Linked DNA regions of Mus musculus: region 2 is linked to region 1. The links are chromatin loops, found by intact Hi-C in ENCODE. Cell type or tissue: gastrocnemius. All regions are shown on one strand. Each heading gives the region's core, and the rest is flanking DNA. Links, peaks and the distances in the headings are about the cores only. Region 1 holds the start of Nup50 (nucleoporin 50). Region 2 holds the start of Phf21b (PHD finger protein 21B).

What was found. Hi-C counts contacts between places; a loop is a spot of excess contacts. Peaks named below come from ENCODE experiments on the same cell type or tissue, not always from the same donor. Only the 100,000 strongest peaks of a DNase experiment are listed, where the experiment ranks them.
Region 2: it touches region 1 in a loop (2.7-fold over the local background); 16 of 42 quality-filtered maps call a loop at or near these places.

The regions. Positions count from the first base shown.
Region 1 is chr15:84,917,949-84,933,014 of GRCm38, reverse strand. It overlaps Nup50 (nucleoporin 50), which reads right to left and starts at 9,587. Exons shown (of 8, transcript NM_016714.2): 1 at 9,365-9,587; 2 at 5,569-5,647; 3 at 3,560-3,643. The coding sequence starts at 5,637. In gastrocnemius, for the core only: CTCF peaks have their summits at 7,216 (motif pointing left) and 7,882 (motif pointing right); DNase peaks (open chromatin) are centred at 7,890, 9,363 and 9,796; H3K4me3 peaks cover 2,425 bases; H3K27ac peaks cover 2,178 bases.
Region 2 is chr15:84,852,793-84,867,026 of GRCm38, reverse strand. Phf21b (PHD finger protein 21B) reads left to right here and starts at 10,898. Exons shown (of 13, transcript NM_001081166.2): 1 at 10,898-11,362; 2 at 12,223-12,288. The coding sequence starts at 11,309. It also overlaps the pseudogene Gm4217. In gastrocnemius, for the core only: no CTCF peak of the experiment used is centred there; DNase peaks (open chromatin) are centred at 12,309, 12,559, 13,086, 13,496 and 5 more places; H3K4me3 peaks cover 4,000 bases; H3K27ac peaks cover 3,004 bases.

The sequences.
Region 1 (15,066 bases), core at 6,187-10,186:
TTTTCAAGCCGTTCTTGGCCTACAGAAGTCCGAGGAGACCGCGCTGCATATTCCAGCCATTCTATTGGTTAAGCAGCCCAGTGCAGCCTGCTCTCCTGTTCCTTGCTGCTCCCTTGCCCTGTCTCTAGCAAGCTCTTCCCTTGGCAGTCTATGCAGTCAGCAGAGGCGCTGTGAACCACTCCTATGCCCTAGGAGAGTCAGGAGTAGTGTGGAGAGAGCTCTCTGCCGACTGCTTCACTTTTCTGAGGGAGGAGACGTTCAGTGGGTAGGAGTGCTTGCTGTGCACACATGAGGACCCGAGTCAGAACCCCCAGGTTCAAGGAGACCCTGTCTGGAGGGAATAAGGTGCACAGAACAGGAGGACATCAACTGCTATCCTCTGGCCTCCATGCAGTGCAGAAGCATCCATACCCAGACACACCCTAAAAGTTTAACTTGTCATCTTCTGACGCAGTGGTTGGGCTGATAGCACTCCGCCAGTTCACCAGAATGCAACCTGATCCTATGTAAACAGCCAAACAGGAAAACCCAACCACGCCTACTTAGTTTTAATGTTTACAGCTACGGACTCAGCTCAGTGGATAAAGTGCTTACCCTGCAAGCAGGAGGACTGAAATCTCAATCAAGGGACTCTAGGTTTACCAAGAGTCCCAGCCTCAATAAATAATATGAACAGAGATCAAGAAGATACAGGATGTCAGCTGCAGACCTTTATACACACACATACGTGTGCCCATCATATGTCCACACAGTCAAGCACTTGTGCACATTCACATGTATACTGATTAGAGCAGTTGTGGAGTAAAAGTCTGTATTAAAGCTGGCAGGCACACACATGACAATTCTACAATACATATGTGTACTTTTTCTTTTTATAGTTGGTGTACCAGCTATACCAACTCCAAACTAGAGTTCCCAAATAAATGAACTATAATTAATCAATCAATCTCCTCCCTCTCTCTCTCTCTCTCTCTCTCACACACACACACACACACACACACACGCGCGCGCGCAAATCTAGTCCCTCTTCCATTTCCTACATAGCTCATGTATGTCCTGGTAGGCTTTTGTACTTTTGACAATCTGACACAAGCTAGAGTCATCTGGAAAGAGGATCCTAGATTAAGAAAATGCCTCCTGTAGGCAAGTCTGTGGTTTATGTTCTTGATTAATGATCCATGCGGGAGGACCGACTTCCTGTGGGCAGCATCACCCCAGCAGGTACCTTAGTGGTGTAGTCAGGCACACAGAGGGAGCCGTGAGGATCATGACAGTAAGCACGCCTCTGCTTCAGTTCCTGCCAGAGTTCCTGCCCTTTCTCCCTCCATGATGGGACAACGATAAGCTGAAATAAACCTCCTCATAAGGTACCTTTATCTCGGTGCAGCAACAGATACCCCAACTAAAACATACCAGTTAGCCTTAATGTTACAGTTTTTTTAAAAAAACAGTTTTAATCACACCTACAGATTTTCAAATGTTTAGTGACCACTGGTATTTTTATAGTATTAAAATAAAGAGGAATGGGGCAGGAGAAATGGCTCGGCGGTTAAGAACAAATACCGACTGCTCTTCCAGAGGTTCTGAGTTCAAGTCCCAGCAACCACTTGGCAGCTCAAGCCATCTGTAATGGGATCGATGCACACTTCTGGTGTGTCTGGAGACAGCTACAGTGTACTCATATAAAATAAATCTTTTCTTTAAAAAAAAAAAAAGAGAAATGAAAAATCTTTTTTTTTTCTTTTTTTCGAGACAGGGTTTTTCTGTGTAGCCCTGGCTGTCCTGGAACTCACTCTGTAGACCAGGCTGTCGCAGAACTCAAAAATCCACCTGCCTCTGCCTCCTAAGTGTTGGGATTAAAGGCGTGCACCACCATCGCCCAGTGGAATAAAAAAATCTTAAATAAAACACCTTTCATTCTGATGCTTCTGCTTATCGGACAGTGTCAGTCATCATGGGCTGGCTTCCCACTTGCTATGTGGTTCATGACACTGAACTTCTGAGCCTTCTGTCTCCCCCTCCTCAACTCTGGGTTGGCGAGCACATGCCTCTATACCAGAGAGATTCTAGTCACACACTCTGCCAGCTCAGCAACAAGCTCCCGACCCTCAGTAGGATTTTCTCAACGATCAAAATCTAAAATCTAAGAACCGGGGCTGGGGAGCAGTAAGAGGTTAAGAGCACAGAGGACCTAAGCGAGATTCCCACCAGTCCTAGCAGTGGCTCACAACTGCCTGCAACTGAGCCTACAGCTCTGATGCCCTCTCTTCTGGCTTCTGTGGACAGGCATACGCCCACACAAGTACAATTTAAATCTTAAAAAAAAGAAAGTAAAACAGGCAAGTGGATCTCTGAGTTCAAGCCCTATGGAGTGAGTTCCAGGACAGCCAGGACTACACAAGGAAACCCTGCCTTGAACCATGCCCTCACAGAAGTGTAGCAAAAGCGTTATGTCCAAATAGATGGATGGTTTGCACAGTTGGACAGTTTTCCAAGCAGTGGTAACTGCCTTTAATCCCAGCACTTGGGGGGCAGAGGCAAGCGAATCTCTGAGTTCGAGGCCAGTCTGTATCACACCTAGTGAGTTTAAGACAGCTAGAACTACATAGTGAGATCCTTGTCTCAAGACAAAAACTAAAAACATACTAGATGACTTACAGACAAGCTCTGAAACTGTATAGAGCTCTTTGGGGCCTTTTGATTCTGTACTGGATTTAAAAGTTATGTAGTATTTACTGCTATTTTAGAAACTGCTGACAGTAAATTATCTAGCTAAATTTTAGAGTGAACTTGACACATCCATTTTCCCCCTCAGACAGTCTCACTATGTAGACCACGCTGGTCTTGAACTCTGATTCGACTGCCTCTGCTTCCCAGTGCATGTGCCACTAGGCTTGGACTGACATATTCATATTATTCCTATTGCCTAGCTCTGTTTTCCTACAATATTTGAGAAAAGCCCATTTCTTCATTTAGGCAGGTGGTATATTTAGCTTTTCTAACATAAGTTCTGAATAAAATCAATGTGAACTTCCCAGGCCAAGGGCACCTTCTTCTCCCCTTCCACTTAGCCAAGTTTTAGCTCAAGCGGTACCCCAGGCCCACCTAATGTTTTGACATTGCAACACTGAGTGCTGTCAACCACAAACTTCACCCAAATACCACAAAACTAAGTCAGTCTCCCCATCATACATGACATCTTATGTTTTAAATAAGTTTACAATTTTGTGCTGGGCTGTGCTATCTTGGGCCACATATAGCCTACTGGCCAGATCTGGTACTTTGTCACTGGCTGTCACTTACTGAACAGCCAGATCCCCTCCTGTCACAGCCTGTCTTGGCTTCTCAGTCCTCGCCATGAGCGCATATCGCATGGCTCTTCTCATCTCCCCCCACAGCTTTAAGCCCATGTTACACTGCAGATCCCCAGATCTGGCCTACTCCTGCCCATGCTCATTTCCGTTCCATCTTCTACGTGCATGAGGAGAGCTTTGCTGTATGCATACTCTGGGAATGGGAACCACATTAGGAAGACATCAAAGCTGCAGGAAGCACTCACTTCAAATCCAACGTTTCTGCGCTTTGCCTTCTTTACGGCTCTGTTCTTCATGACTTCCTCACTGGCCACTGAGAATGTTCCCATCTGCAAGAACAGACAAGTGAAGACAGCAGAAAGGTAAGGCCACAGGGAGAGTAAAACTGAGCACAAACACTTATCTGGCATTTCATCTTCTTAAGAGTTGACTCAACACATTCAGAAACATCTCACATATATTATCTACAGGTTTCTGTAGATTCCAATTCTAGTCAGCCAAGTCACAAATTTTTCAGGATCTACAAATCCAACCTCCAAGTTCCAACTCAGAGACAGGAATATGTGATTCTGAAAAGATGAAGACCACTAAATCTTGGTACCAAAAATACTCATGGCTGGCTTCCTCAACATCTTAGAGACATAGTCTCTGAAACCAAGCGTCTTACTACCAGTTTTCAAAAAATGAAGTTGCTATGGACAGCATCTGGATTTTTCTTTTGTAGAACAGGATCCTGTACATTCATGAGTCCTACCATTGAGCCACAGTCTTCGCTCACTGTTCTGAAAAGCTGACCTGCTCACCTTGCCCACTGTCCAAAAGGCCAGATCGCTAGGCCACACATGCCCCTTGTCACCCTGTGCTCTTCCACGGTGTGCTGAGTGTGCTAATCATAATCACTGTTTGCTGAAGGCTTACGGTTTCACTTCATCTATTCCCTCACCTATAGGGCTAGAACTAAGTAACTGTACAAAAGCCTCATTCAGCCAGGTGTGCCAGCTCCCACCACAGCCCCTTACACAGGAAGCTGAGGCAGCTGGATTATAAAGTGAGACCATCTCAAAAACAAAACTAAATGGCTCCCATCTACAGGTGTTTTCGATCATGTTAGCATTAAAAGGATTCTCATCCCCAGAACAAGGACCAGCAGGCTATATTGCACATTTAATGTACCTAATTTCCATAGCTGTCTCAGTAGAACCTGCGGAGCTCTTTCTCTCCTGGACACTTTAGTGCAAAGCAAACCACTATAGTCTGGATTTTACTCCACTCCAGGACTGTGCTTAAGACCAAGGCATAAAAAAAAATCCGTAACTAAAGATTGAGTTAAAAGACCAAGTCAGGGGCTGGAGAGATGGCTCAGTGGTTAAGAGCACCGACTGCTCTTCCGAAGGTCCTTAGTTCAAATCCCAGCAACCACATGGTGGCTCACAACCATCTGTAATGAGATCTGACACCCTCTTCTAGTGCATCTGAAGACAGCTACAGTGTACTTAGATATAATAATAAATCTTAAAAAAAAAAAAAGAAAAGAAAAAAAAAGACCAAGTCAGCTAACGGTTCTGTAAAAACAATAACATCAGTGCTTTGGTCCCCAAACATATCAGCATCTATCAGTACCAAAAAGGAAGACACCAGCCTGCAAATACAGCTGCAGAGCACTACTCCTTGCCGCCTTCTTCCCTTCCCTGTGTGCTTCAGAGCTGGAGTTAGCTTTGCGATGACTCTGCCTAGTGGACTGGCCTAGGACTATCAACCTGTTCAAGAGACCTAGATATGCAAAGTTTCCTCACAGAAGACAACTTTACTTTTTGCTGGTAAAAAATGACACTGATGTAAATTCTATGAAATCAGTGCAATTGCCGGGCACAGACTTAGCATCAGAACAGCTAACAGTGAAGTATGAGAAACACTGGAGTGAGGGACCGTAGGGAGCTGACCGAGGTAAGAACTGCAGCTGGCGAGCTCCTGTAACCTGCCTCCTAGTCATGACTAGACCACTCGAAACACAGCAGAGGATGCTGCGGGTGACTCTTGCTTCTACAGACTAATGACAAACGCACACTAACAGAACAGCATGCTCACACACAAAGAACACATTGCTACAGTACAGCAAACACCCACAGCTCACCAGGAACCAAACCTCTCCCGCTGTGTTTTCTTGAAGGTTTTTAAGTTCTAGCATAGTCTTCACCAAGAAAAGTAACATGAGCTGAGACACAGACAGCAAGAGACAAAGGGAGCGGCTCTGTACCTCTTCAACTTCGTCTTCCTCATCCCAGTTCCTGTCAGTCAACTCCTTCTCCGCAACTCTCTTCGCCATTTTTGTGAACCTAGATGACAGGAAACAGAAATAAGATGTTTGCTTTTCTACACCAGAGTAACTGTTACAAATACATTTTTGTTGCAGTTTTCACTTATTGTGTAATAAAACCACAAAATAGAGACGTATAAGAAAAAGCAATTAACAGATTTTAAGCAAATGAGACTTAGAGGGTTTGGCTCAAAGGGAAGGAAACACAGTAAGAAATTCAGGAAAATATGAAGTTCGGGGAAGTTAATTTTACTTTTTTAATTAAAAATTTTTATTACAAGTAATTAAAAAAATCCTAGTCCAGCATAAAATGTGGTGAGCATACCCCTGGTGCTGATGGAAAAAAAGCGCTGTAGTGAGAGCTTCACCGCGGCCATGGGCCTCCAGCATCAAATCCTCAACACAGGGCTACAGAGCAGGCAAAGACACCTGAGGGACACCAGCCCTCTCTTTCAACAGGAAACCAACTCCATTCACAAAATTAAGACAAACATCTATATTTTTTTCCACTTACCTTGCCAAACATCTATTGATCTTGCAAGAGCTATAGTATTTAAGTAGTATATTGTACGTAAAGTCCTTATGTCAATGCAAATATCCTTGCCATAAGCATTCTTTTTTTTTTTTTAAGTATAGAATAGGGTTTATTCAGGACATGGGGAGGGGAGTCGAGAGGGTAGTAGAGGCAGAGAAAAGGAGAGAGAGAGAGAGAGAGAGAGAGAGAGAGAGAGAGGAAGAGAGGAAGAGAGGCTGGCCAGGAGCACATGGGAGGGGGGGAAGGGAAAGAGCAAGAGACAGCAAGAGAGCCATGAGCACTCTTAATATTTAAAATATAAAGATGATTCAGAAGTTTATTCTTGGGTAAGGATTTTAATAATGCCTGAGAAATACTTTTGCAACATGAGTAGTTTTCTCAAGGCTACAATTAATAGAAATGGCTCCCAATTAACAATTAATTGCCTGAATTAAGCAAATTAATTGTGCAAAGCTAAGACATTACAAATTTAAAAATTTAGGTGCTATGGATGTGGTTGCAACTGATAATATAAATTGCTTCAAATATACAGCATCAAGGCTGGAGAGATGACCGGACAGGCGAGAAAGCACACTGCTCTCGTGAAGTTAGTGTTGGATTCCGAATACCCAACAGCAGCTCCCAAGTACCTGTAACTCCAACTCTTGGGGTATCTAACTAACTTTTCTGGCTTCCACGGGTGAGCAAGCACAAATTAATAATAATAATAATAGCAGCAGCAGCAGTAGTAGTGGTAGTAACAAGAGCCAGGCAAGGTGGCATACACCTTTAACCCCAGGACTCAGGAGATAGAGGTAGGTGGATCTCTGTGAGTTTAAGGCCAGGCTAGTCTACAGAATAAGTTCTAGGACAGCCAGGGCTACACAGAGAAAACCTGTTTCCAGAAAAAAAATGCCTTGCCTTTTAGAAATAGCAATAACAGGGGCTAGGGAGATAATAGCCCAGCAGTTAAGAGCACACATTATTACTCTTGCAAAGGACCCAAGTCAGTTCCAGCACCCATGTCAGGCAGCTCATATTCCTGTTGGGAGTTACAGGGGATCTAGTGCCCTCTACTGTCCTGCACAGGCACTGTACACACACACAGAGAGAGAGAGAGAGAGAGAGAGAGACAGAGAGAGAGACAGAGAGAGAGACAGAGAGAGAGACAGAGAGAGAGACAGAGAGACAGAGAGAGAGACAGGAGCTTGGAGGGTTTTGTTCTAAGCACTGTTTCATCTCTTCAGAGCAGCTTTAGCAGCGAGGGTACTTGCCCAGGCTGGCAGTAGGTACTCCTTCCTGATACTTTCTCCATTCATTTACCCTCAGCACAACATCCCACCAGAGTAGGCCTGGAACAGTCATTAGATACAAACTTACCCATCGCTTAATGCTCTACAGCAGATTAGCAACTACAGAGTAAGTTTGAAATCATAAATTCCAAAGCCTTCCAATATCTGACGTGCAGGGCTCCAGCTTTCGAAACATTCCAACCTTTTACATTTTTCTCTTACAGGCACGTTTTCTGATTACAGAATGAATGATTTTAAAAATGAAGATTCTAAAATATACAGCATGAGTTTTAATAAATATCAGTAACTGGGAACCGTCTCTTTTTAACTCCTCTCCCAAACCGCTGCAAAATTAATCTTATCAGAAATAGCGTTCTTTACAGAACTGTTCACAGGTGAGGTCTCTGGATCCCTAGGGAAATTTTTCTAATCATTACCTAACATCACCACCAGAGGGCAAAAGAGGTAAGCAGTGACCCTGCTAGATTTACTGTTTTAAGATGTGGACAAAAGGAATAGTGGGAAACGCATTTAAACTGTCTAGCTCAGACTTGAAACTAAAGAGTACCTGACAGACTAAAACAAACGAATGCTGCCGCTGCCATTTCACACTTTACTCAGATGAGTCAGAGGCCAGGAATTCTAGTTTTGTTTCCTGATGACTCTAAAATGTCCCAAACCTACCTGGCTCATAGATCTGTTGTTGATTCAGTGGTCCGAGGCATTACTTATTTGAGAAAATACAAGATGCTATTGCTAGCTTCCAGGACAAGCTGAGCGAGCCTGGGCAATCGGGTTTGGCGAATGATTATCTGTGGGACAGAGGGACTGCTATGAAAACTAAGATGGCATAGCTTAGAAGAGTGCCTCAAACAGAGGAAGTGTCCTGTCAAAATAGTAACAAAAATAACCCCTATTTTTACTCCAAAACTCAAAAGCTGTAGAGGGAAAAGTAACTACTACTATAGGCTAAACTTTTAAAACACATTTCACCAACCCGGGTGATGGTAGAGGGAGGCTGAAGCAGGATGACAGTTTGAGGCCAGTCTAAGCCATAGAACAAGTTCAAGGCCAACATAGGAGATACATACTTTTTTTTTTAAAGCACCAAATACCTACTTATTTCACATTCCATAGTTAAACACAACTCTGCAAATTATCTGGAACAAGGCCTGGCACTTGAGACTTATCTGCCAGCTATTATTGTTGTTATTAAAGCTTTTCTGTTTTATTTTTCTTTTAAAGCGGTGGGGACAGGATCCAGGGTCTCGTACGTACTAGATAAGCTTCTACCAATATGTTACCGGGGAAATTTAATCCCTGTAATAAATGACTTACAACAGCTGCCCGGAAGACTTTGCCAAATGTCTGCGTTTGTGGGTAAAATGGCTCCACGAAATGCTTTTAAGATATGAAGCTAGGAAGTTGCCGGGGGACGGGGTGTGTGTGTGTGTTGACAGGGGATGGTGATGGTGTGTGTGTGTGTGTGTGTGTGTGTGTGTGAATTATTCACGATCGGGCCGCTTCCTGCGGTGTGCGCACCCGCACAACTCTGCGGTCAAGAGATGACTTTCACAGGAAAACACCAGGAGCCGATCGAGGTCACTATAACGCCCCGGAAAAGCCCAAACCTCAAAAGTGGCCCTGGACGAACCCGGGTGACCAACGGCCTGGAAACTCGGTGAGGGCACCGGGGGACCGAACAGCCGGGGAGACGACATGTAAGGGGCGAAGGCCAGCCAGGGTTGGGCCAGGGCGGCCCTGCCACCGCCGCCTACCTCCGCTGGGGCCGAGGCCCGCGCTCAGCCGAGCCTTCCACTGCCAGGCGGCTCGCCCGGCAGGCCCGGCCCGGTCCGGCTTCACAAACAGCCCGCCGCGTCGCCAAGGCGGCCGCCGCCCCGCCCTCCTGGCCTGCCCGGCCCTCACCTACCTTGACTGCCGCCGCCGATCACGCTGGAGTCCCGGCGCCGCGGCGAGCAGGGCCGAGGCGGCGGTCGCGGCCGCTGGGAGATTCCGGTGCGTCGAGCGCCTCCGGGAACTTCGTGATCAGCAGAACTCGGGAGCCGTGTGTCTCTGAGTCCGACACTGAGGACAAGAAGAGACATCCGCTCAGCCCGAAGCTGCTACAGAACGGTGAAGAGAGCGCCCGGGGCCGCCATCTTGTAACTCGAATGGACGCCTCCGAACCAATCGGAGGGAAAAGAGAGGGGGAGGGGGAAGAGGCAAGCGACGCCCGCATCCAGCTACTGCGCATGCGCGTCGGAGCCTCCGCCGCCGGCCCCTTCTCCTGAGGGCCACTTGGGTCGCGCGGCGCATGCGCAAGCCCGCCCTAGAAACAGTCGCCGGGAGGACCATTGGAGCTCGCGCGTGCGCACAGGGAGCGCGGGCAGCGGGCCGGGAGCCAAAGCCACTGTCAAACGCGGGTTAAGCACGTTGGTCACGTGTCGGCCGCCGTCCCAGTTTGAGGAGGTTCGCGCGCCAATCGCTGCCGAGACACTAGCGGGAGGCGTTGTGGTCAGTGACTTTGGAGGCCTCCGATGGTGTGGTGGGTGGCTGAGGAGACTGGCCGTGGATCTGGGGGGAGCACGAGGCGGGTGCAACGTGATTCTCACGTGGACGGGCCTTGGGGAGGGTGGATCTCAGTCTGCGGAGACTTGGAAGCTTGTGGTAGCTCTTCCCGACATGGGGCTGGAGAGCCCTGCGGGACGGACTCTAAAGGTCACCTGCCCCAATTGCTGCTTTATGATAGATGTCCACAGATTTCCTCGTTGGGAGCTGTAAATTTGCCCCAAGCTGCAGGACCAGCTAGGGCCCACAGGAGATGAAGTCCCCGGAGGGATTCAGCTGCGGGACGAACCGTATGCGTCCTGGACCAGGACTCGTGTTTTGTGTGCTTTTAGCTGACTACAGCACTCTAAAGCGGTTCAGTTGTTTAAGAAGGGATTCCGGTTGGTCTAATTCTTCTGCTTGAGTTTTAACGAGAATGTGAACCAGAATGTCAGACCCATCCTTAACCATCCGGAAACGGGTCTCAGAGAAACTAGCATTTCTAGAGCAATAGTTCCAAACTTTTGAGAGAGGACAAAGGGGGTTCCAAGGGAGAAGTCAAGTCCCTTATTTTCAGGGTGTTTCATCCATCGATCTGCAAGAACTGCAAAAGGAGACTAGCTGGCACGGTGGTAGAGTACTTGGCTAGCACGAGGAAAGCCCTAAATTCAGTTCCCCCAGATCCAGCAGAGTGAAAGAGAAAAAGCCAGATCGCATTTAATGCACACATTTGTTCTTGATTCAACTGACTGCCAATGAAGTGTCTTCTGAAAATTTGTGTTAAATACATGCAAGGTATTTTTCTTGTCATTCTCTACACATTTCAGCTATGTCGTTAACGTCATATTTAGTGCTATAAGTACTCCAGAGATAATTTAAGTATCTGAAGTCAGTCAGGTCATGGGCATTTTCAACTAAAGTCACAGTTACTGGAAGGCTGAGGCAAGAGGATCAGCCCAGGCCAGCCAGAGTAACAAGAAGATCCTCATTAATACAGACCAGACCCACAATCACAGCTATTCAGACAGTTGAGGCAGGAGAATCAAAACTTTAAGGCCTATTCTGGGCCACAGATAAAATTCAAATCTATGTTGAGCGTGCCTGAGCAACTTAGACCCTCTCCCAAAAATAAATAAAAATACAAAACTGGCTGGTCATAGTGGTGCTCATTTTAATCCCAGTACTTGATTAAATCCCAGTACAGAGGCAGATCTCTGAATTCCAGGCTAGCTTGATCTTCATAGTTCCAAGATGGCCAGCCTCACATATTGAGACCCTGTCTCAAAAGCAAACAAAAACACAACTACCAAAAAGCAACCAAATGAAGAACCAGAAAGGGTTGGGGGTGTTCAGTGGTAAAGTATCTGCCTAGCGCCTGTGAGGCCGTAGTACTGCAAAAGGAAACCTAAGTAAACTGGAAGTAGTAGTCCACACCTTTAATTCCACCACTCAGTACTGAGGAACAAAAACCTAGCTGCAAGCCGAATTCATTGGAGTGAGATGTCCGTGTGAAACCTGCCCGGAATTCTTTCAGGTTATAGGCAGTTTGGGTAATCTAGGAACTGGGACATGATTGCAAGTTCAAGGCCATGTTGAAGGATCAGGTGAGATCCTCTCTCCAACAGCAAAACCTGCAAGTAAAATACTTCATGTGAATACTGTGCCACTTAATATAAGAGCCTTGAGCAGACTGGAGTGACTCGGTGTTTAAAAGCACTTGTTCTTTCAGGGGATCCAGGTTCAGTTCTCAGAATTCACGTGACAGCTCACAACCCTCCATAACAGGATCCCGGACGTTAACACAACAGACTCCATTGATGGTGGTACCATTCAGGCCATGAAACTCAGCAAGCAGCACCACTTGGTAAAATGAAAACAATGACCACGGCCATCAAAGGCCATACATACTTCATAGTTTCTAAATGTAGTCACCCAGCTCAACTGAAGTATGTCAACCCAGATTGTTGTCCGTGCTTAACTCGCCCTGAGTAAGACTTTGGGCTACGCTGGGATTCTGAACACCCAGCAAGGTTACTGGTCAGCTAAGAGAGTTTGTATTGGCTTAAACTCATGTCTGAGCAGCAGTCTTATCTGATGGATACACAACACTGGAAGTTCAAAACATTCATATTCAAAAATTAAGATTTGAAAAAGAGAGAAATGACTTAACTCATCGTAAGATTTTGTATCTGCAGGTATTGTGGACATGCATAAGCATTAGGGAAACCCAACATACAGGGATGTGTCTTCAGGGCATCTCTTTTGTGTTCCATGTCCTGTGATTAAACTCTGGGAAACTACAACAGCCCAACCCAGACAGGATGATTAGATTGCCCAGATCCTTCAGTAATGAAGATATGGGTCTCCCTAACTCCAGGTAAAGAACCAAGACTCACTAATGTGCTTGCTGAGGGTGGAGGAAATACAGAATAGGTAGTACAGGAAGGCAGTTGTGAATACCAACGGTGGCCATGTGACCTTACAGAAAAGAGGTCTGTAACTGACGTTTTTGTCCTGTTAAAAACATGTTTGTGCATATAGAAAGCAGATACTGTGTTTTCTCCTATTTCTTTTTTTGGTTTTTTTTTTTTTTTTTTTTGAGACAGGGTTTCTCTGTGTAGCTCTGGCTGTCCTGGAACTCACTCTGTAGACCAGGCTGGCCTCGAACTCAGAAATCCGCCTTCCTCTGCCTCCCAAGTGCTGGGATTAAAGCCGTGGGCCACCACTGCCCGGCTTTTAATTTGTTTTGTTTTCTTGTTTTGTTTTTTTTGTTTGCCATTTCTTTATAATGAAATGTAGTATCTATTGAGATGTCAGTGGTTATGTCTCATAAATCTACATTACCATATTTAAGGTATAAGACTAACCATTCTTTTAAAGACTTTGCTACGTAAGCCCTTGGGAGTCCAGAACCTTACATTCAAGGTTGCAGATGCTGGGCACACAAACTACAATATTTTGTGTTTTCTTAGCTGGATTTTGACCCCCCCCCCCCTTTGGTGTGATTATTTGTTATGGCCCTGAGTATATAACTTGGTTTTGATTTTTATAGCTCACTTAGAGACTTTGGACTTTTAAAGTGTTGAGATTTGTAAAGAAATTGGGGTTTTAAGAAATACTTATTTTATGTGTGTCTGAGCACATGTCTATGTACCATGTGCATGCAGTGCCCTCAGAAGCCAGACAAGTGTGTCAAATCTCCTGAAACTTATTATAAACTGTTATGACACATACCCTTGTCTCCACTCCCAAATTTTTACTTTAATAAGTTATTTTAAATTTTATGTATGTGTTTTTGTCTGAATGTATGTCTGTATACCACAAGTGTGCCTGATACCCTTGGAAGTCAGAAGGTGTCAGGTGGGCAAATAGAGTTACAGATGATTGTGAGCTGCCATGTGGGTGCTGGGGCTTAAATTCAGGGCCTCTGAAAAAGTAGCCAGTGCTCTTGGCCATTGACCCATCACTAGCTCTGCTTAGGGGCTTTTAAAAAGCTGGAATACATTATACAGTATGTATTATATAAAGTAAACATGAGACTTTGGAGACTAGAGGTGAAAGTTAAGGTTTTAAAGTAATGATGTGTTTGTGAATTTGACTACGGAGGATCCCCTGGGGAGAAAGCCTCAATGTAGGCTTGTCTATGTCATGTTCACCTGTGGGCACATCTGTGGGGGTTGGGGGTTGTCTTGACTGTCTTAACTGCTGTGGGAAGATCCACCCTAAATATGGGAGGGGCCTTCTGTTAGTGCTCAGATGAAACAATATGGAAGCCAGAGAGTTTTGCTCTTTTGCCTGCTTGGCCTTCATTCTTGATGGCAAGTTCATCTATTCTGCTGCTGCTGCTGCTGCTGCTGCTGCTGCTGCTGCTGCTCCTTTAGCTGACTTTAGGACCAACTTCTTCAGGCTTCCAGTGTTGATGGAAGGCCCAAAGCTCCTCAGGAATCCTCCAGGCCTTCACCAATGTAGGTACTGCTGAGTTGGGTACCTAGCCTTTGGGCCTGAGCAGATACCAGATTCTTGGTCTTTGTAGTGTGAGACAACTATACTCAGACCATATTGTGTAAGCTAATAAATCTCATCTTAACTATATATCCATCCTCTCAGCTCTCTTCCTCTAAAGAGCCCTAAGATTGTGCACCCCTGTCCAAGAGTCAGCTCCCCCCCCCCTTTTGCTTTGTGTAGTCCCTGGCTCTGTTCCTAATGAGTGAACAAATGTAACAAGAGTTTTCTCCTACTTGCCTTGACTGAGTCTCCCATTGACAAGCTACTTAAATGGAGAGAATTAACTTTCCCAGCCCCTGAAGTACTCAACTTCTGAGCTAAGCCTTTTGTCCCAGAATACGTGAGTTTTGGGTGTGAACTTTGTAGATGGCAGTATGTCACAATGTTAGAAGATTGGACACTCCTAAAAGGAGGCGAGGTTGAAGACAAAAGTGAGACACTAAAACTGAGTTCTTGAGAACGTAGGAGGGGTTGAGAACCAGGCCCTCAACTGATGCAGAGGCATTTCCTTAGGGGAGAGGGTGGAAAAAGCTCAGGTTCTCCAGGGACCTCAGAGCCGCCGCTTTTCTTTCCTTAATGCCACTGTTCCAATGCTCTGCTCATTTCGTCTTGGCACATGCTGCTCTTCCTCATGCCTGACAGTGGTATGAGATGGTGATAGACGTGAGAATCTTGAGACTCATGAAGACAGAGGGTGAACTGAGCTAAACCATAGCATTCAGTTCCAGGAAGGAAGAATGACTCCACAGAGGAGGGAACAGAGGTGACCTCTCACTTTCAAAGAGATAGTGGGTGTGGAACGAGAACCCAGAAAAAGGATCCTGGGAGCTGCACTGTTTGTTCATGGTGGCAACAGACTTGTTCTTATTCAAAAACCAGACCTCAGAAAACAGCTGGCTAAAATAGCACTTGTGTGGGTTCCACCAGTATTCCAGACAGTCCCCACTTAGTGCCATTTTCATCTTAATCATTTCCATCTTATCATTGGAGACCACCCCGCTTTCCACATGCAGCCCCTTGGCTGCAGACTGGGTTTCCCCTTCAGAACCCAGGCTGTGCACACCTTGCCTCTGCTGCAGA
Region 2 (14,234 bases), core at 10,235-14,234, 70 kb after region 1:
ACATTGGGGGTAGGAACATGGAAGGCCATGCCAGTGAGCTTCCCGTTCAGCTCTGGGATGATCTTGCCCACAGCCTTGGCAGCACTAGTGTATGCAGGGATGATGTTCTGGGCAGCCCCACGACCATCACGCCACAGCTTTCCAGAGGGGCCATCCACGGTCTTCTGGGTGGCAGTGATGGCATGGACTGTGGTCATGAGCCCTTCCACAATGCCAAAGTTGTCATGGATGACCTTGGCCAGGGGGGCTAAGCAGTTGGTGGTGCAGGATGCATTGCTGACAATCTTGAGTGAGTTGTCATATTTCTCCTGGTTCACACCCATCACAAACATGGGGGCATCGGCAGAAGGGGCAGCGATGATGACCCTTTTGGCTCCACCCTTCAAGTGGGCCCCGACCTTCTCCATGGTGGTGAAGACACCAGTAGACTCCAAGACATACTCAGCACCGGCCTCACCCCATTTGATGTTAGCGGGGCCTCGCTCCTGGAAGATGGTGATGGGCTTCCCGTTGATGACAAGCTTCCCATTCTCGGCCTTGACTGTGCCATTGAATTTGCCATGGGTGGAGTCATACTGGAACATGTAGACCATGTAGTTGAGGTCAATGAAGGGGTCGTTGATGGCAACAATCTCCACTTTGCCATGTGGAGAGCAGAAAGCAGCCCTGGTGACCAGGCGCCCAATACGGTTCACACCGACCTTCACCATTTTGTCTACAGGATAAGGCTGGCACTGCACAAGATGCGGCTGTCTCTGGAACAGGGAGGAGCAGAGCTATTCGTTACTTTCTAGTCCTCTTCATCCCTGGAACAAATGCCTGACAACATCAACTTAAGGAAAGAGGTGTTCAAGGGATCCGTCTGTCACAGTGGGGAAGGCATGGTGGATGGAATGTGGGGTGATTTGCTCACATTGTATCCACAGTCAGGAAGCACAGAGAGATGAAGAATGATGCTCGGCTGGCTGTTTCTGTTTTCCTTTTCATTCTTCTGGTCCATGAAATGATGGTGCAAATTTAGGTTGGGTCTTCCCTCCTCAGTTAAACCTCCTTGGAAACACTTTTACAGATACCAGTCAAGTTGGCAAAATTAACAATCATAGGTCCACCCCTTGTCAACTTGACACTCACATTGACACTGTACAAAATACAATTCCATCTCTGGTTCCTAAAGACTTGTTCTCATGTTCATCTTGATACAATTCCATCTATAAGAGCATCCATGCCTTGCCTCCCCAAGTTTGTGTGTGTGTGTGTTAGCTATTTTTCTATTGCCATGACAAAACATGACCAATGAAACTTGTTTAGAAAAAAATGTTTGATTTAGGGCTGGTGAGATGGCTCAGTGGGTAAGAGCACCTGACTGCTCTTCCGAAGGTCAGGAGTTCAAATCCCAGCAACCACATGGTGGCTCACAACCATCCATAACAAGATCTGACTCCCTCTTCTGGAGTGTCTGAGGACAGCTACAGTGTATTTACATATAATAAATAAATAAATATTTTTTTAAAAATGTTTGATTTAAAGGCTCATTCTGCAGCCCAAAGTTATTAATGGTTTCAGAGGAGGCTAATGGGGAAGTGGGCCAATCGCCTAGCAATTAAGAGCTCTTCAGCACTGCACATGTTCAAACATCACTCCTTGACTCTTGCTTGGGTCTCATCTTCCAGCCTTTGTGAGGCTGTGACAGTGGCCTCTGAAGTAAGAAGGCACCTGAACTCAGGTTTCACCACCTGAATCTTTCCTGGTGGGCAGTCCAGGACAGCAGGGTTATGAAGCAGCCACCATCTCACGCAGCTCGCCAGATTTCAGCATGTTTACTTAGTCCCAGGTTGACAAGAGGCATGGAGGGGATACGGCCACAAACTGTATAACCATGCTGCAGGCAACAGCGGATTGCCAGTGCTGTGAATGTGCCCAGGATCACCGTGGGACCTAGAAAATCCCACGAGTTAGTGACACTGTTGTCATTGTGCTGCTGTAACATGATGCGTTATTGATGTGTCAACCACTTCTGGTCATAAGGAAGCCCAGCTGCTATCAGCCACATGGTGCTACCAGATAGGAAGTGACCATGCTGCCAAGGTATTTACTGCATCATCCTGACCTGTAAATCCATTCCATTGAATTAACCAAAGTATGGAATGTAACTAGCTTGTGTTGTGCCAGCAGCAGCGTGCTGAATCCCTCCATCCAAAGGCCCAGGACACCTTGCATTTTTAGGAGTACTGGTCCACCAGAAGCTACCCCAGGAACACATTCTTGGGAAGGTAGTGTTTTAGAGCTTTTCTCTGACCTGGACTCAGGCAGGTGTCTTGAACTCCCATGTCCCTCATTTCTTCACATACATTTAGTGGTCTGGTTAGTTTTCGACTGTCAGCTTGACACAACTCAGAGTCACTGGGATGAGGTAACCTCAGTTGAAGAACTGCCGCAGTCAGATCGGCCTGTGGCCGGGTCTGTGGAAGGTTGTCTTGATGGATGACTGAGGTGGGAGGGCCCAGTCCACCTGGGGCAGCACCATCCCTAGGCAGATGGTCCTGGGCTGTATGAGAATGCTAGCTGATCATGAGCCAGCGAGTGAGCCACTAAGCAGCGCTTCTCTACGGCTTCTCCTTCTGTTCCTGCTAGAGTTCCTGCCTGGACCTCCCCCAGTGATGAACTCTGACCTGGAAATATGAGACAGACAAACGCGTTCCTCTCCAGGTTGCTTTTGGTCAGTGTTTGTCACAGCAACAGAAAGAGAACCAGAACACCCAGCAGCCACACACCTCCCTGATGTTCCATTCTGAGCCACTCCCTCCTCTCCTAATAAGTCAGAACTAATTACTGCAACTAGCATTCACCGATAGCACCCCTCATCATTACAACAATGATCTTCATTTTATTATTATAAATTATATTAATCACTCGTAACTCCTTAACTACTATTCTCACTAGTGGCTACCATATAGTGGCAGGAAGATTTTTATGTAGATCCTCCCTAGAGGGAGATAAAACAAGCCCTAATTCTGGCCCCTCAGCCTAGAATATTGTCTCCAGGCCTCAACCCTCTGGCCAACCCAGCTCATTTTGGATATAGGGAGTAGAATATCAGGCTTGGATCTAAGATGTACTCGGGAAGGGAGCCTATTATCCAGCATCCACTGGCTTCCTTGCTCTCATATACATGAAGGGGTTAATAATACCTATTGTGCTGGCTAGTTTATGTCAACTCAACACAAGCTATAGTTATCTGAGAGGAAGGAACCTCAATTTGAACAATGCCCCCATAAGATTGAGCTGCAGGGAAGGCTGTAGAGCATTTTAAAAATTACCGATTGACATGGGAAGGCCTAGCCTGTCATGGGTGGGGCCATCCCTGGGCTATTGGTCCTGGGTTCTACATGAGAGCAGGTTGAACAACCCTTGGTATGCAAGCCAGTAAGCCGAACACCTCAGTGCCCTCGGCAGCTCTTGCCTCCAGGTTCTTGTCCTGTTTGAGTTTATCGGTCAATTGAAAAGCAGCATCCTGGGCTGGAGAGAAGGCTCAGCGGTTAGGAGCACTGACTGCTCTTCACAGGGTCCTGAGTTCGATTCCCAGCAACCACATAGTGGCTCACAACCATCTGTAATGGGATCCCTGGCCCTCTTCTGGTGTGTCTGAAGACAGTGACAATGTGCTCATATAAATAAAATGAATCTTAAAAAAGAAAAAGAAAAGATTAAAAAGAAAAGAAAAAGAAAGAAAAGCAGCGTCCTAATTCAAGCTCACATCACCAAGGCTGAGTCCTTGCTGACACTCACCAGCCAAGTGATGAACAGGTAACCCATCTACCCCAAGACTCACTTTCCCTAGATGCAGAATGGCGATGGCGTGGTGCTCTCTGTCTTCTCTCTAGGTGGGTGGGATGCTCAGTAAGTGATGGAGGGCTAGGCAAGCTGTTGTTCCTCAGTCCATCTTTATCCCTGGACAGTGTCCTATGACGTGGAGGTTGACAACTATCTATTCTCACCATCCTGGAGCTACTCCAGAAGACACAGGGAGATCTAGAGGATGATGCTGGAACAAGAGCCCGTTTGCCTCCTGGATGTCCCAGTGACTTCACCAGGACAACGCTGGCCTGCTCTGTGAAGGGCGAAGTACCCGCAGCTCAGGGCTGGACCAAAGAAAAAGATTGATTCTCTGTATTTTTTGCAAAGGGGGCCCAGGTTCAGGTTTACTGTTGGCCAGAAGCCAAAATGTCACAAAGGACTGCGGAGATGGCTTGGTGGGGGCTAAAGTCAACTTTGTCAAACCTGAAGACCTGAGTTCTGTCCCTGGGACCCATGAGGTGGAAGTGAAAGATTGGCTCCCAAAGGTTATCTTCTGACATACACACATGTGCTTTGCATGAACTCGAACACACACACACACACACACACACACTCTTGCACATGAACCTGCACCTGCACATATACAAACACACACATATGCGCGCACACACACACACACACACACACACACACACAAACACTTATGCACTCATTCAAACACAAACATGCAAACACACACGCATGCATGCACACACTTTTGTTTGTTTGTTTGTTTGTTTGTTTGTTTTTGAGACAGGGCTTTTCTGTGTAGCCCTGACTGTCCAGGAACTCACTCTGAAGACCAGGCTGGCTTTGAACTCAGAGATCTGCCTGCCTCTGCCTCCCAAGTGCTGGGATGAAAGGTGTGCACCACTACTGCCTGGCTATACACTTTTTTTTTAAAGTGGAAAAAAAAAACATTGGCAAATGTGGGAAAGAAAACCCAATTCCACTGTTCTTGCTCTGCCAGCTTCAAGGTTCAAAGCTGAGGGAGGGTGAGGACTTGGTATGTTCCGGCAAAGAGCCCTTCCCTTTCAAAGGGCGGCCCACGGCTGCGTGCCACGCATTGACTCATTCTCAAAAGCGAGTTGAGCAGCTGATTTGGAATCTATGATGACGTAGGTGTGAAAGCACTAATTAGGATGCTCTGCTAATAATAGAACCCCAGGGATAGAGCATCCTCAGGTGGCATGGGAAGGAGGGGGGGGGGGCTTCCCGGTTTCATGGCTCTCACTAAGGGACTCCTGGGAGTGAAGGCTGTAACTCACCCTGTGCTTCTTGACCATGGCCTTCCTTCGGCTTGTCAACCTGCACTTCTTTGGACCCAGGAGGAAACTCAGACCTCCTGAAAGGAAACAAGGAACCCTCAGCACCCACCAGGTCACCAGTCCCAGCTGTTGTCTCTGAAGGTGGTCAATTCTCTGGAGGTAAGGAAGCCTCTTTCCCATAGGTCTTTTCCTGCTCCCAAGAAGCTCTGAAGCTGGCGATCTTTGAGAGAAGGATGCTTGTGTGTGACGTGGTGGTAGTTGTACTTCACATCAGAAAGCCCCAAGACTCCTACACCAACCAGGATCCCCGGACTTCTGACCAGTTGCCACTTTGCCCATGCTGGATCTAGGAAAGCCAATCCCACTGCACCCTCCCCTGCTTACTTTTCTTTGCTTGAGAACCCCTTGAATTCAGGGAGCGTGTGCCTGGGTATCTAATCTGGTTTCAGGTAGAGACAGCCCACCTAACACATAGGCTGGGTGGCCTTAATATCTTCATCTGTAAATGGAGCATGGCATGATCATCTCCAGGCCTGTGCCAAGCTGGTTACACGCTCTACCCAGTCCTTGCCAGTATTGGCCTTAAATGTCTTCCACAAATCTTAGTCCCATACTTGGCCCCCACTCCCCCAGTTCTGATCTTCATCTCCCTGCCTGTGTTTCCTCATTTGGTAACAAGTGGAAGTGATCGTAGGTTGGTTGCTCAGAGCCACCTGTTGTGCACACTCCTGCCCTCACTCCTGTAGCTGCATGGAGTGGTGGGAGCTGCAGCCAACCACAGCCTGAATATTCATTCTGCCACCAACCAGCTGGTGCAGGGCAAGGCCCTCATTACCATCCCTGGGCCTCGGTTCCCTCATGCTTATCCTGCCACAGGAAATGAAGCTTCAACAATACGGTACAGGACAAGTTCCATCTATGGGGTCCATGTCCACGGTAGCAGGGACAAGGCCTCAACCCCACCCTGCTCAGGTACACTACAAAGGACAGAGCTGAGCCAAGCTCTGCCATGGACAGATGTGACTGTGAGGTCTCAGTTTGTCCATCTGTAAATGGGGAGACAGTAAGGATTGAACGTGTTCACGGGCAGCTGAATCCGGCTCACAATCAGCATAAAAGCTAACTTCACACATGAAATTACAGGTTTAACCCCTCCATTCAACACTATGAATCTGAGATCATAGAGTGGGCACACCAGCAGGCGATGCTGCAGGCCTGGGAGATGGCTCAGTTGACTGTGTGTTTGGCACCGAGCCCTGGGTTTGATCCCCCACACCACTTGATCCAGGAAAGGCGGGGCATTCCTCTAATCCAGTGGTATATGCAGCCTGTGTGATACAACCCCCTCAGGGGACTTGAACAATTCTTTCACAGGGGTCTCCTTAATACCATTGGAAAACACAGATATTTACATTATCATTCATAACAGTAGAGAATTTATAGGTTTGAAGTAGCAACAAAAATAATTTTATGGTTGGGGGCCACCACAACACGAGGAACCGTATTAAAGGGTCAGAGCATTAGGAAGGTTGAGAACCACTGATATAATCCCAACACTGGAAAGGACTTCAGAGTTCTCCTCTGATACATAGCCAGTTCCAGTTCCAGCTGGAAGTGTTCCCCCACAAAGCAGGTGACACAGATGAATGAAGTTGAAAACAAAGACGAAGAGGGGAAAGAGATAGGTGTCTTGTGAAGTCGTAGACGATGCTCTTTCAGCTGTGTGGCTAGATCATCATCAGCCATGGGCGCTTACCCCACATGGCAGTATAGGGTACCCTGCATGGCAGTATAGGGCAGGCCTTTGAGCATCTTCCCAAAAGAGCCGCTCTTCTGAACTGCTGATGGGTAGCTGACTGGAATGGGCACCCATCTGCCATTAGCTACTGGAGAGTCCCAAGTATCCTTGGGGAATTGGAGGCAGAGTCTCTGGTTTCTGAATCCTACCTCTTAACATCGTGTCATTTTTCAAGGAAAACCAGCATGAAGGTTCTTCAAGAACAGCGGAGCCAGACAATGCAGATATATCGCTCTCAAGTATTTACCTAAAGGAATCAATGTCAACCAGTGTGATGATTTCCATATGCTTGGCCCAGGGAGTGGCACTCTTAGGAGGTATGACCTTGTTGGAGGAAGCGTGTCACTGTAGGCATGGGCGATGAGACCCTCCTCCTAGCCACATGGGAGCCAGTCTTTTTCTAGTGGTCTTTAGATAAAGATGTAGAACTCTAAGCTCCTCCAGCACCATGCCTACCAGACGTTAACGTGGTTCCTGCCTTGATGATAATGGACTGAACCTCAGAACCTGTAAACCAGCCTCAATTAAACGTCATCCTTTTTAAGAGTTGCCTTGGTCATGGTGTCTGTTCACAGCAGTAAAACCCTAACCAAACCAGCCAGCCTAGAGATACCTGACCACCCAAATCTTAAAATCAGCCTAGGTGTCCTTTGATGGATGAAGGGATGAAGAAATGTGGTATTTGTGCACAGTGGAGTTTTATTCTGCCCCACAAGTGAAGGGACTTATATCATTTGCAGTAAATGTGGCTGGGCCTGGATGTCATTACATAAGTATAGAAGTATGACGAGTTACCTGGGTTAGCACAGTGTGATCGCTACTCTTTGTCCTTGTCTTCATCTTCTCAACTTGCCTTGGCCCAGCCCCCCAGGGTCTCCACAGCACCTTTCCAGTGGGCTAAAGAGAGAGAGCTGGCCAGCCACTGTGAGCCAGCCTCCAGAGCCTGGCTAGACAGCAGGGTTCCTGCTTTGGTGGTTGGCCTGATCCTGAGGCTGTCTACCCTCACTGTCAGCCACACCCTCAGTGCAGACCCAGTTGAGACTAAGGAGGGTCTTAATGAATGACAGGGGTCATTCAGTCTTATCAGGAAAGGTCAAGGGTCTTAGAAGCTCTAGGCCAGGAGCCAAGGATGACAACCAGATAAGTATCCTGCTACACATAGAAAGACTAGCAGTGTGAGTGATGGGGTTGGGGTGGGGGAGGGACATGAGAGGGGGATGTGCCTGGGAGGGGAGCTGGGATGTTAGGGGGGTGCTGAGCTCAGGTCAGTGCATGTCAAGTGGAAATGCTAGAAGTGGAATGCTGGAAGGCTGTGTTCAGAGGCTGTGCCATTCAAGTCCTTGGAGCCAGAGTTGCATGCCAGGGTGTATGTAACACCTTACCTACAAACAGCCGTTCCTTCCACAGCCATAGAATGAACACGGGTTCTGGTGCCTCCGTGGCTCCTGTGGATACCTCCTATAGGCTCAGATGTTCCAATATGTGATTCTCCAGTTGATGGGACAACTTGGGTACGTTTAGGAAGTGTGGTCCCACTGGAGGAAGAATGTCCCTGGGAAGTGACAAAGCACGAGTTCCAGTTTCTTGTCCCCACTTCCTGCTTATAGTTTGAGATGTAAGCCCCCAGCTTTTGTTTCTTCTGCCTCCCTTCTACCACCGCGGACTCTTTATTCCTCTGGAACAATAAGCCCAAAGAAATTCGTAGTTCTCTAAGTTGCCTTCGCCATGGTGTTTTCTCACAGAATGAGAAAAGCAGCTACTACCACTCCCCTAGGGTAGGCTTGCTGCCAAGGCCAGGCTGGGGGCAAGCAGGGCAAGCAATGGATAGCAATTCAGCCCATCTATTAAATAAGTCCACGTGTCAAGATGTGGGCAAGGCGCTTGAGGGGTCCGGAGTGTCTGTGTCTAGTGTGATAGATTCCCATCTTGCACAGAAGTGAGGTTAGGAGGTTTAGAGAAATGTGTCTGACTCTGTTCAGGGTAGATTTGGGGTTCAACTCCCAGTACCCCCTCATGAGTAAGCACTGCTTGGTTGACCAACAGAGAGGGTGATAGGAGTTTTATTGTGGAAATTAGGGGGGGGTATCCCAGAAAAGACATTTGAAGTGAATCTTGAAGAAAAGAATTTGTGAAATGTGGAATGAGGGAAAGAATATTCTAGAGAACACTGGTCAGGTGAAGGGAGAGAAGCCTGTAGGAGCTCAGGAAAAGCTACATGTTTGCTTACAAGAACACCTGCTCCCAGCTGCTCAGGAAGCCAAGGCAGGGGGATCAAAGTTCAGAGTCTCCAAAGCAGGTGGCTGGGGATGTAACCCAGTGGTAGAGTGTTTACTTAGCACAGGCCGGGCCTTGGGTTTGATCCTTGGTTGCTTACTTTGCCTCTCCTGCACTGTCTGTCAGAGAACTCCCATACCATGGCCTGTGCCATGATCCAGGAAGTGGGTGACATGTTGATCATTACTGAAGCCTAAATCAATCGACAGTGGGCAAAACTACAAACCACACTGGGTCGTCACCATCCGACCAGGCACATCTCCTTCGGTGGGCATCTGCTAGAGTCTGTACTAGCCAAGGAAAGCCAGAAAGTCTACCCTGTTGATGAAAGGACCACATGGCCAGAAAGATAACCCTGAGTTTTTGCCAAAAGCCAATGACATTTACAGAAATCACAGGAGGGAGTCTCTTGGCCAGCACATGCCCCTCCTGGTCCTCCAAACACCAGTCTTCACCTAGGCTGCTGTCCTCCCCAGCAAAAGACATGAGTGGAGCTTTGAGCATGGCTCCTGTAACAGAGGCTTGCCTAGTATGCTCCAGCCCCTGGATCCTCTGCACCTCTAACTACAAAATGGGGGGGGGGGTTGAAAGAAAAAATGGGGAGTGGGAGACATTGTCTTGACTTGAGTCTAACCCAGAAGTGGGAGGAACCAGTTTAGTCAGCCAGTTAGATCGTTGTCATCTTTGTCGACTGTGACCAATACTGTATATGGCTCTAACAACACTGGTGTTCTGGTGTGTGTGTGTGTGTGTGTGTGTGAGAGAGAGAGAGAGAGAGAGAGAGAGATTTCTCCTGAGGGGTAAAGGAAATATGTAGACTGTTGGCATCCATTGAAGAGACATTTCTGACTGGTGTGCCTGAGTTTTCTTTTCTTTCCTTCCTTCCTCCTTTTCTTGTGACCCACGGAAAGAGTTAGTTATGAGTCTCTATCAATTCACGGTTACTCTGACACAGAGGCCCCCCTTTCCCTGGCCTCTTTGAAACACACTAGTGTGCTAGCGCCCAGCAGGGCACAAAGCCCCGACATTAATTGATGAGGACAGGAAACTCCGCCGCAGTAATCTCTGAGACGTTGACCCCGGCCCCGGGACTGGGAATTCTGAAATGTCATCTCCGCAGCTGTAGTTATGATTGCTTTATGTCACACTGACCTGTCGTGTTTACGATTTTTAACAACTGTCTGGAAAAAAAAAAGTCTAGGGACATCTGTTGAGAGTTTAATTGTGAGTGTAAAAAAAATCATTAAAGGACCAATCAAGAGATCAGTTTTCATACTATTTAAATACCACAGCGGCCATTAGGCGCTGGGACTCCGGCGACAGGACTGATTTAGTTCCCCAGTCTCAGTGCTAGGCGCTGCGGGAGAGGACCGGGTGATTTAAATAAAACCGGAGAGCGAGGCGAGAAGGGGAAGCGGAGGAGGGAGGAGGTGCAAGAAGCAGGAGGGTGGCATCTCAGTTTGCTGCGGGAATTGTCGCTCCGGGAGTGGGACTGTGAAAGCATTCCCTGCTCCCCGTGCTCTCGGCTGCGCACCGAGGAGATCGCTCGGGCGCCCAGATCTCAGAGCCGCGACTTTGCGCTCCGCTCAGCCGCCACTTTTGTTTCCTGAGCCTGGTCGCTGGGCCGAACGCAATGCGCACGCGCGGGCCGGGCGGGGCGGGGCGGGGCGGGCAGCGGGTTCCCGGCACCGCCTCCTGCCGCCCCGGCCCGCTCCATCCGGGCACTGCCGAATTAGCATCGTGCCGAGGCACAACTTTGCCGCGGCCCCAGCGAGATCCAGGCGCGCGCGCCGGAGGAAATATAGTCCCTGCCGGCGGTCAGCTGGCGCGGGCGGCGACAGGGCGCGCGCTGGGGGGCTGCGCGGGGCTCCCGGCGCCTGGGGGCCATGCGCCGGGCGGCGCAGGCAGCCCGGGCACCCGGCGCAACTTAGCGGCAGCCGGAAGAGTTGGGCGCCAGCTCGCCTTTCTTCCCTCTCGTCAGCCTCCTTTCCTATCGGCGCTGCAGGAGGGAACTCGTGTCTCTCTGTGCCCGGGACACCGGATCCGAGCTCTCCCGGTCTGGTTCCCGCCGAGCCGCACAACTTCCTGCGAGCTCCGGCCAAAGTGAGCGCAAAGTGCTGCCCAAGTTGCGGCGATGGAGCTGCAAAGCCGGTCCGAGGCGCTCGCGGTGGAACTCGCGCGCCACCAGGTAGGTAGTCCCGGATACTGGACCGGGGAGCCTTAGTGGCCCGGGGAGTGGAGGCGAGAGGGATCGAAGCTCCGTATCTAACTCTTGGTCTCAGGGGTGCTGGAAGCAGGCCCCTTCCTGGAACATGTCCCGGGGCTGGGATGGAACCCTTAGTTCTCCCTCTCCCCCTCGCTTCCGTGCGATCCAGCACTGTTTGCAGATCCAGGGTTCGTGGGACCCCAGCGTGGCGTCTTCTCTGCCACTGCCCCGTTTGCACAACTCGGGCGACCGGAAAGGGGACCCTCCTAGAGCTGCCCAGGGAACAGGGTGCATGGACCGGCCAGCTCCTAGCCTCCTGCTCCGGGCCCAGCCCGGCACCGACCCTCACTGTTAGCAAAAGTAGTTTGGCGATTGTGACTCCGGCGAGAGGCGGCCGGTGCCCGAGTGATATTGCGGCGTGCGCGTGTGTGTGTTGGGGAGATTAGGACGCGACTTGAATATTTATGAGCTTTGCTCGACACGGACTCGCCGTGTTTACTTGGCTCTTTGTTCGTCCCCCCTCCCCCGGCACACACTCTTACACTCACTCGCACCCGCACCCCGGCCTGCAAACTTGCACGGCTCGGGGCGCGCCGCCGGGTGGCCTCGGCCCCCGCCCCGCCCCGGGAGCTGCCCCAATGAGGCGGCAGCCACAGGTAAGCTGCTTCGCGCGACATTGCACGGTGGCCCGTGTGAGGAAAGCGGTCCCGGAAAGTTGGGGCGCGTTGGGGTCGGCTTGGTCCGCCAGGCAGTGGGTGGTGGGGATGCGGGGCTCGGGGCTCGCCTGCTCGCCCCCCCCCCCGGGGCGGCCAGGCTGAGCCCGCTCCTCTGTGTCTTCATAGAACGGCGACCTCAAGAAGCAGCTCCACGAAAGGCAGCCACGGATCGCAGCGCTCAGCGACAAACAAGTAAGGAGGGGCCTATCCCCCACAGGGGACCGGGGTCCAGGGAGGATCGCCGGGCACTTTGGCAGCACCCTAAAAAGTGCCTGTACGGTCGTCGCACGCTCCGACTCCCGTGGGGTTATGGCTGCAGTCCTCAAAGTTGCCGTCCTCCCTTTCTTGATAGAAAGAGCTGATTTGTGGTGGCTGAGGGGAGCGCGAGGCTCCGGCGGCCGGCCAAAGATCTGCGCCGTACCTTCCGAGGCGCCGGCTGCCCGGCGTCCATCTTGAGCGGTGGACATGTTTTGGGAACGTGGACATTCCCCGGCCTCGGCATCCCCTGATCCCTGCTGCGGTGGGAGGGGGACACAAGGGGGCGGCAATTCAGGCCCGCACCCCAAACTCCTTGGAAGCCATTTCCGCGTGGCACTGCCGACCCGGTTTGGTGATCCTTCTCCTAGCCGGCCCCTTCCCGGCCATCCCGCCGGCCTCACTTTTTATTCTCGGAACCTGACGCCAGCTCCCGGGGAACAAAAGAAAGGCGCCCCCGGGACCCCCCAGTTCTGCCCTAACTTGAGTGTCTATGCCTGAAAGGGGCTGTGGGGACCCGCGAGGAGCTCCAACCATGGGGGTGCGCGCCCGCCGCCCCCACGGCGAAGAAAAGTTGTCCATTGTGAGTTAGTTGCGCTGAGCTCAGCGCTCCGGGTTTCAGCACCACGAACAGATGCCGCCGCCGGAGCCCTGCCGACTGCGCGCCCCCGAGCCCCTCCCCCTCCGCGCGCGCCCCCGCCCCTGCGCGCCGCCGGCCGAGAACTTTGAGCTGTACAGCCAATGGTGCACCCGGGTCTCCGAGGCGGCGGGCGGGGGCGCGCCCCTCCCTCCCCCAGCTCGCCGCCCGGGCCCAGGAATAGCTCTCGCTTCCTTCGGAATGTCGCCGCCCGCCCGGGACTAGGGCAGCCCGAGGACCCCCGGCCCGGCCGACTTCCCTCTCCCAGCCCACGGGGACCCCCCTCTCCCCAGCGGCGCGGAGCTCGCAGTTGCCTGGGAGGATGCTTCGGCTCGCAGGCCGGTGCTCCAGGCCGAGTCTTTAAAGTTGCAAAGTGATGGGAGGGGGCGCGCAAGAGCAGAGGGGACGCCGGGCTGGACCGTAGGCTGGGGAGTCAGGCATTTGCCCCTTTCTGTCGGAGCCCGTCCCCCCCAACCCCCCACCCCCGGGCTGCGCGCCCCCGTCCGCGAGTGGAAGCTTCCATTCTCGCCGGAGGGGGGCCTGCGCGCGGCCCCGGCGAAGTCGGGGAGTTCGCGGGGGGAGGGGACCCAGGCCCGGCATTACCATTTTGATTGCTTCGATGCCATTTTTGGAGGGGGAGGGGTTGGAAGACCCTTTTCCGCAGAGCACAAAGATGTTTAATCACTGTGTAGAATCAAACCAGATACTCAAAACAAAACAAAACTAACAAATCTGGAACAGTGTGATAGCCTGGGTAAAACGCGAAGTTGTGAAGTCTTAGGCTTGGAGCAGAAGATTTAAAATGGAAAAACCAATGCTAGGTGCCTCTCTTCGCAACAATGTCTCTTTATGTGTGCGCTTCGTGCCAGTTAGTTTCACTATCTGGAGTAGGTCTTTCCGAGCTTGTGTGCGATCGTTTCTTCTGGATTGTGGCAACTATTTCAGGGCTTTAAATTTTTTATGATAGTAAATGAGTAGCTATTTATTATCCCGTATGCCGGAATTTAGATAAGGCTACAAAGGAAATCTTTGAAAATCCTGTCTGAAGGTAGAGGCAGCCTGGGGTAGAGGTGGGGGGGGGGGAGGAGCCCTCCCACCCCCAGGATGCCTTTGCCTTTAAATTTGAACTCGGGAGTATTGCCTGCAAAGGAACAGTGCCTCCATCTTTTTGTGTGAGTGCTTTAAAAGAAAGAAAGGAAGCCAGAAAACTTTTGTTCTCTGGCCTTTTAAAAATGTTTCCCGTTTA